3 separate regions of the Mus musculus genome follow, and all the other regions are linked to region 1. A link is a loop called in an ENCODE intact Hi-C map of the cell type or tissue named here. Cell type or tissue: left cerebral cortex. All regions are shown on one strand.

What was found. Hi-C counts contacts between places; a loop is a spot of excess contacts. Peaks named below come from ENCODE experiments on the same cell type or tissue, not always from the same donor. Only the 100,000 strongest peaks of a DNase experiment are listed, where the experiment ranks them.
Region 2: a loop joins it to region 1, with 3 times the contacts of the local background. A loop is called at or near these places in 2 of 42 quality-filtered maps.
Region 3: it touches region 1 in a loop (3-fold over the local background); 5 of 42 quality-filtered maps call a loop at or near these places.

Annotation. Positions count from the first base shown.
Region 1 is chr5:27,050,127-27,052,626 of GRCm38, forward strand. All of the region lies in intron 1 of Dpp6 (dipeptidylpeptidase 6), which reads left to right. Among named protein-coding and RNA genes, the nearest start is that of Dpp6, 2.2 kb to the left of the region's middle. In left cerebral cortex, a CTCF peak has its summit at 1,313; a DNase peak (open chromatin) is centred at 1,313; H3K4me3 peaks cover 362 bases; H3K27ac peaks cover 82 bases.
Region 2 is chr5:27,544,132-27,546,631 of GRCm38, forward strand. All of the region lies in intron 6 of Dpp6 (dipeptidylpeptidase 6), which reads left to right. Among named protein-coding and RNA genes, the nearest start is that of Gm16058, 8.6 kb to the right of the region's middle. In left cerebral cortex, a CTCF peak has its summit at 1,079 (motif pointing left); a DNase peak (open chromatin) is centred at 1,057.
Region 3 is chr5:27,614,739-27,617,238 of GRCm38, forward strand. The region is part of intron 8 of Dpp6 (dipeptidylpeptidase 6); the gene reads left to right. Among named protein-coding and RNA genes, the nearest start is that of Gm16058, 62 kb to the left of the region's middle. In left cerebral cortex, a CTCF peak has its summit at 1,287 (motif pointing left); DNase peaks (open chromatin) are centred at 587 and 1,271.

The DNA of each region.
Region 1 (2,500 bases):
AGATGTGTGTATGCGTGGAGTTGTGTTTTTAGTTTAATTTTCTGCTTTATGGCTCGGGGAACAGCTAGTTCAGGCTGCTTTTCTCTTCCTACCACTTGTCACAGCAACTATCCAACCGAGATGACCCTCCTCTCCTCTCCACTCTGCCCCCCTTTCACTGTCCCCAGACACCTTCTCTCTACACCCAAGGATTAGACCTATGGTGCTCTTATAAAAAAGAAGTCCTGGCTTTAGAGCCCTGGCCTCTGACCCAGACCCAATAAAGCTCTCACTACGCATACTAATTGGGGCTGCATGCCTGTGATCCAGCAACTCAACTTGGACCATGCTCCTTCCTAAAGAAGTTCTCAGAGGGGTCTCTTACTATTGAGGCTGGAAGTCTGAGCTTCAAAGACTGAATTTGCATATTCACCTAGCAATCAAGGATTCTTTCAGGGTAAGAGTGGCCACAGAAATGGGTCAAAGGTCTTGTACTGAGCCCTCCCAGCAGTTGGTACCACTAGGACTTTCAGGGAGTGATTTTCCTGAGACTTGTTCCCAGGGACAGAAGACAACTCCCAGGTGAGTCCTCAGGCAGGCCCTTAAAGACAGCAGTGCAGTATCTGTGGGGTTACTGGGGTCCTTTTTCAGTGTGATTCTGCAGCTCCTGGGTCTTTGCCCAAGCCTTTTAGTCTCCTTCACTCTTGCAAAGCAGGGCAACCCATAACCCTGGAGGAAACAGGAAGTGTGCCCGTGAAACATCTAGGGTCTCAAGTAGCAACACTTCAGTGTTTAGTAATTTTTGGTGCAAAAGATCTGCACAGAGCAATGATGTATCCTTCCATAGGACTGGGGGGTCTCAATTGCCACATCTTACAAGACCAGGGAGGCCATGCTACTGTTAATTGCTGGGTTTGTGGGTTGTTTTATGATGGTATAGGGACTGCCACAGAGGTAACAGGAGTTGGTGGGAGGCCCACCCACAGCCATGCATCATGCATCTTTTTTTTTTCCTGGTCATTTCCAGATTCCCCTTTCTAGAAAAAGATACCACAGACTAATGTCACTCTAGTGGATCAGTTAGGGAAAAGAGACAGATTATTACACTGGTTTAAAGAACTAGAATTCTTTGAGGGTGGTATTGAACAATAAATAATTCTGGATGATTGTATTTACTTAGCATCCTGTGGATATAACTGGGTTGCAATGCAGGCAAGAAACACACACACACACACACACACACACACACACACACACACACACACACTGAAATCTGGCTTAAAAGCTTTGGATTATGGGTCTGGGATGAGTTTGCTTTGCTAAGCAGGCTCTAGATGTCGCTAGCAGAATGGACAGACAATGCTGGGAGCATCAGCGGGTCTCCACCCATCTGGCTTGGTTTGTTTGTTTGTTTTAAAAGATCCTAGCTGAGAGCTGGCAGCTCCCTCTTTTCATTCTGGTGCATAGCTAGAACTGCTTTTCAAGGCAAGTTTGAGGTCAGCATCAGTGCGACAGACATCCACCATGAGAGTTCTGAAGGGTGCCTTCCTCCAACTCAGATACATCAAGTTCAAACACTGTGTTTGTGTCCTGCAAGAACCAGAAACGTGTATGTGCATGCAACCATGCACATGGGCATTGGTCAGGTGTGCTTAGTATTCTGTGGTGTGTATATTTTTTTCCATTATTAGGCTATGATACATACATCCATTTTCTACAAAGCAGCAGTTGTGAGGAATAAAGAAGCATGGGGGGCAGTGCTCATCAGGTGCTTTATCCGTAATACAACTGTCATGTGAAGCGGTCATGACAAAAGAGTAGATTTCAGCTGCTCTTACCACAAAATCAACAAAAATAGCCATGTGAGGTGGTGAACAAATTTGTATACATTCTCATCAACCTTTTCACTTCCTACATGCATCTATAGCATCATGGCATTTACCTCCTATGTACTCAAAGAAGCATTAATTAAGTTTCTGATATAGAGTCGAACTAATGACATAGAGCTAGATGTAGCCTCAATTTAAAAAAAAAAAAACTTCCTTTTTAAAATTTGGCAAAACATTTACCAAAAAACAGAGACACAAATCAAATCATCCTTCTTCCAAGAACTTCAAGAGGCTGCAGTTTGCATGCAATTAAAGGTAACTGATAAACTCTCTTTGTATTTAAAAAACTGCTAGATATATCACGATTGAAGGATCTCATATTACACCTCTACCTCTCCCTGTCTCTGTCCCATGTCCCTCTCCCTCCTCTCCCCCTCCTCTCTCCAAACCAGAAAGCAGATATGTGACTATTTTGGACCACTTTGCTATGCTCACTAGCACATCTGGTTGAGAGAGAGAGAGAGAGAGAGAGAGAGAGAGAGAAAGAGAGAGAGAGAGAGAGAGAGAGAGAGAGAGAGAGAGAGAGAGAGAGAGAGAGAGAGAGAGAGAGAGAGAGAGAGCGCATAAGAGAAGGGGGGGGGAGAAGAGGCTCCTCATTGCTTTCCCAGAGCTGTCCATGGTTCTGAACACCC
Region 2 (2,500 bases), 490 kb after region 1:
CCTGGTAAAGTCATCGTCTAGCTTGGCCTCTGCAGGGAGTCCATGCTGGCTGGAAGATGTGAATGCAGCCAGGCACAGGGAGAGCTGCAGAGCTAGGAGAATTGTAGGATATGCTTGGAGAATGAGTCACTTGAACTCCAGCCTGGGGTGGTTTCTCTGCATGATAAGAACACTCCAAATATGTTGAGCATAGGAAAGGCGGTATAAGTTCTTAACAAGACTTAGCACTTGTGCATGGAGTAGATGAAGGACAGTAGAGATGAGAGACTTACATTCAGTTAGGAGTCTTCATGCAGTGTGGGGTCCTGCAGACATGGACCATGGGAGGGTTTGGTAGTGTAAAGGTCAAACGCATTGTGCCTATGAATGGGTGGCTGGTGTTCTCTTAGAAAATGAAGACAGATGTTAAGTGCTTGTGTCCCACAGCCTCCTAAATAATCCTTGGTGATCTGTCCCCAATTGTGAGTTGAGCCCAGTGCATAGAAAAGACAGGGCTAGCAAGTTTATTAAGGCATATGGAGAAGTCTCAGCATCCAGGTCTGCTCCTTTGCAGCTTGGCATGTTTCCCTGAAGATTTCTTGTCTCTGGGACCCACCTAGTACACACTTCTAGCTTTGCAAAGCGAGCAACCATCAAAGCTTCCAGGACCTGCATCACTAGATTATTCCTACCCTTAGAGAAGTGCTACTAACATGAAAGCAAACTGGAAAGATATTCTTAAAACGGCATGCATTGGTGAGTCCTACCGAGATTTCCAGAACCATGGACAGCTCACCACACTCTGTGAGCCCTGGACTATGGCCAACTGCTTCTCCCTCCTTTCTTCCTTGAGGATGTTTTGTCTTTGTAGCCACCACTAGCCAGCCACCACAACTGTGTGAGCACAAAAAGAGTCTGCCACTCTGGACACAGTTACTCCATCCAGAGCTTTATGTTAATGAGGTCATCTGAAGTGTGTACCTTCATCTGTAGAAACCAGTACAGGCTCTGTAGGGGCACATGCATTCTACAAGGCAGCCTTTCCTAAAACTTCCCAGGTCTGCCTACTCTCATCTTTCCCTCAGGCTCCACCTAGTGGGATATAGTCTTAACTTCAGCCTGCATTTCAGATTCTTAGCACTGGGAACCTGTTGTAAGTCAGTGTGTCCTTGAGTGCTGGTATTGAAGGCTTTCATATGACAATGGATGGATATGATGTTCCCCCATTGCTTCGAGCTCCCAATACCTTAACTTCCAGCTGTTATTGATGTAACCTGGATAAACACCCTTTCCCTTAAAAAAAAAAATCAGTGTGTCTGATACTGTGTTTTCTCTCTCTGGGCTGTTGATCTCTTTCTAGTGTGAGGAATCACATGACAGGTTTTAAGTTGTGCAAAGTAAGAGGCACATGTATGTCAGTCTCCCGAAAGAGAGCTGTATGTGTGTCCCCAAAGCCAGCTATCAACAGATCTGACTATAGATCAATGCTACTCTGCATCAGGTGATGTCCCCATATGGCCATATGGTCACAATATAACTGAGTGCCAAGCAAGTGCTGGACACACAGTGGAAGGTCACATACCTCTTGCTAGCTGTTGCATTTCATATTGATTTAGACACTTTCCTTTTCCTTTCAGTATTTTGGACTATTCCTAGCAGGAGACTCTCTCTCTCTCTCTCTCTCTCTCTCGCTCGCTCTGTCTGTCTCTGTCTCTGTCTCCTCTCTCTCTTGCTCTGTCTGTCTCTGTCTCTGTCTCTGTCTCTGTCTCTGTCTCTGTCTCTGTCTCTGTCTCTGTCTCTGTCTCTCCAATAGCAACCATTTTTCAGCATTGGCTTAGAGTAAACATAAAGGACAGCCTTGACCAGGCTGTGGGTAAACAATCTATATAGAAGATGGGTTGGGGGACTGGTGGATAAAGAGTCCACCACATAAACTCTGTGTGTCCAGTGATGGGGTGACTGGGTGACTAGCACCATTTGCTTGCAGCAGAATTTACCTCTCTGATTGCACCTTCAGATGTTAACCCAATAGATGCATCACCCGTGGCCAAGGTGTGAACATTTGCATCCCAAAGTGCCACATACCCTTTCTACCCCTCTGGCCTTTCCTGGCAACCACCATGTCATCTTGCCTCCCCTTTTCTTTGATGTCACTTATTGGAACAGAGTTTCTGTCTGTATCCCAGACTGTCCCGGAAATGGCTTTTTAGTTTGGGTTGGCCTCACATTCACAGTATTCCTCCTGCCTTGGCCTCCTAGGTGCTAGACTGCAGGCATGAGCCATAGGCATGGTTCCCTCTGCCTCTCTAGAATGTGTGCACATGGAGTTGTATCATGTGTGTTTCACTCTCTTCCTGGAGGAGATTCCTTCTTTGAGATTCCCATGTTGGAGCAGGTACCTGTGACCCACTATGTATATTTACCCAATTTTCATCCATACAACCTCTGATTGACATCTAAGTTGTTTCCCATTGGAGGCTGTTATGAGTGAATCTGCTTTGAGTGTTTATATATGGACATA
Region 3 (2,500 bases), 560 kb after region 1:
GGGGCTCTGAAGAGGGTAGTAGAGATTTAAGGGCCCCTTGGACTTAAGAGCACAGGGCAGCCCTAAAATTTGGTCTCTGTTCAAGCAATGAACTCAACATGTCAGAGCCTGTCATTCCTCAGCCAAGCTGAGTTTTTCCTTCATGCTATGCAAAGGGCAGAGCCTGCCATTTTGAATGGCTATGTACATTTGGAGAAAATAAGATGGAGATGAATGGGGTAGGAGAGCAGTCACCAGCTGCAGCCTGCAGCACCCCACCATAGCTCAAGTGGAAGCTGAGATCCTGCTGAGGACTACAATTCTATGACTTCTCTGTGTCTTGCTGACTTGACTCCAGGGTACTAGGGATTTAAGTTTCCCGTGTCCTTTCCAGAGATTTCTATATATACTCTCTTCATGGGAGTGTGCAGCGGAGTCTGGAAAACACACCATGAGGCACAAACAAAAGCAAGAGGAAAATTGGAGAGCATATCCTTGCAGTCTGCTGGAGCCAGCCACCAGTTCACAGGCCTCCACGCCGCCTCCACTTTCCATAGTAAAGAACAACTGTCTGTGTGCACCAAGATCCCAGAAGACATAGGAAGAGAGGGGCGTGTGCAATTCAGCGGCTCTGGTACCTTGACAGGTCTAGCATGAGAGTGTCAGTGCCATGCTTGTGTTTGGCACTGTTGAAATTTCAAGTTACTGCCCTCTGTAGGAGAATGACAGGGACCCTGTTTTGTGATGCAGTATAGCTGAGCTGCCGTAGTCAGTGAGTGGCCCTTCAGTGATCTGTCCACCAGTCTCTGGATGTCCCTGGTGATACACAGGCATCTGAGACTATGGAGCGGTTTGTAGCTCAGTTCGTGTTTGCTGAGCATACATGAAGCCCTAGTAGATTTTTCACTGCGCTACATAACACCAGGTATGATGCTCTAATCCCAACACTTAGGAGGTGGAGACAAAAGGATCAAGTCATAGTCACTGTCTGGTACACGGTAATTTGGAGGCTATCCTGGGCTACATGAGGCCCTGATATGACATGAGAGAATATAGGCAAAGCCATGGACTGTAGCCCTGTAGAAGCTGCTCCAGAAAAAATCCTCACTAAAAATGTCCCCGGTCATAAATAAGAGTGTCTGTCACCACTCCTCATACCTGACAGTGCCTTAAGAGAGAATTAAGGCATCCATGTAAGTGTCCTTGGACTTGCTGCACAGCGTGGCTGGCTTGCAAGGTGAAAATTCTATAAGAAAAGCAAAACCTCAGTGAAGGAATAAACGGTAAAAATGCTGCCACCTGGTGGCTGCCTTAGTCATGTGCAGAACACACTACTGCTCTCAGGTATTTGTGAGAATTTGCTGATCTCTGATGATAAGGAGCTTTGCTAGCCATGTGTAATACGCAAATAACGGTGCTGATTAGCACGGGATGTTTCAAGCCTTGCGAGGCCAAAGCCGCATTTGCCTTCTGGCTTGATATTCTCTGATTTCTTTTTTAACCTCCCACTAAATTCCACACCCGGCACCTTGGATAATGTGTTTAGTGGCAGGAGAAGGCAGCAGATGCAAGCAGGAATAAATAAGGCTTTCCATATTTAGAATGAGGCCATTTATTTCCGAGTCCAGATCTATCAGGTGTGTTATTTATGTACTTTGCAAATTTTCTTGGACCCAGATATCACAGGCCACCACAGCAATGGTTGAGTCCTCCAAGTGGTTCCTAGGATGAGCTAAACTCCACCCTTGTCTGTCTCTTATCTTATTAAAAGATGGCAATCAGTAGTGTTGAAGCCAGGCATGCATTGAGTGGATTTCTGTATTGAGTAGAGTGTAGCAGATTATCTAGGTGACAGCACTCTTAATTGTACAGTAACAGAAAGAAGGGGATCAACCGAGTTCTGTCTATCCCTATGCTGTGACTGGGGATGACTGGCTCAGGCTCCTCCTACTAGCAGTCTCCATCATCACTGGGCCATGGTTGAATGGGTTGCATGCTGGCTCATGGATCATGAGCATATCATAGCTCGTGGCTATGGATATGCTTCACATATCCCAGATACTGGGCAGGCTTCCGCCATCCCTGAGCCCATCCCCAGATCACTCAGAGGATTCCAATAGTATTGCCATGTGTCTGTAACTTACAAATGCTCACTAACTACTGTAGTAGAAAAATACATCCTCTGGCCTTGTTGGACATCAATGGGAGGAGAGACCCTTGGTCCTGTGAAGACTTGATACCCCAGTGTAGGGGAATGCCAGGACAGGGAAGCAGGAGTGGGTGGGTGAGTAGGAAGAGGGGGATGGGATAGGGGGTTTCAGAGAGGAAAGGAGGAAAGGCAATAACATTTGAAATGTAAATAAAGAAAATATCTAATAAAAGATAATATTTTTTAAAAAAAGAAGCAGGGGGAGAGGAGATGGGATAGGGTGTTTTCAGAGGGGAAACCAGGAAAGGGGTTAACATTTTAAATGTAAATAATGAAAATATCTAATAAAAATATAGTATGTGAAAGAAAAAG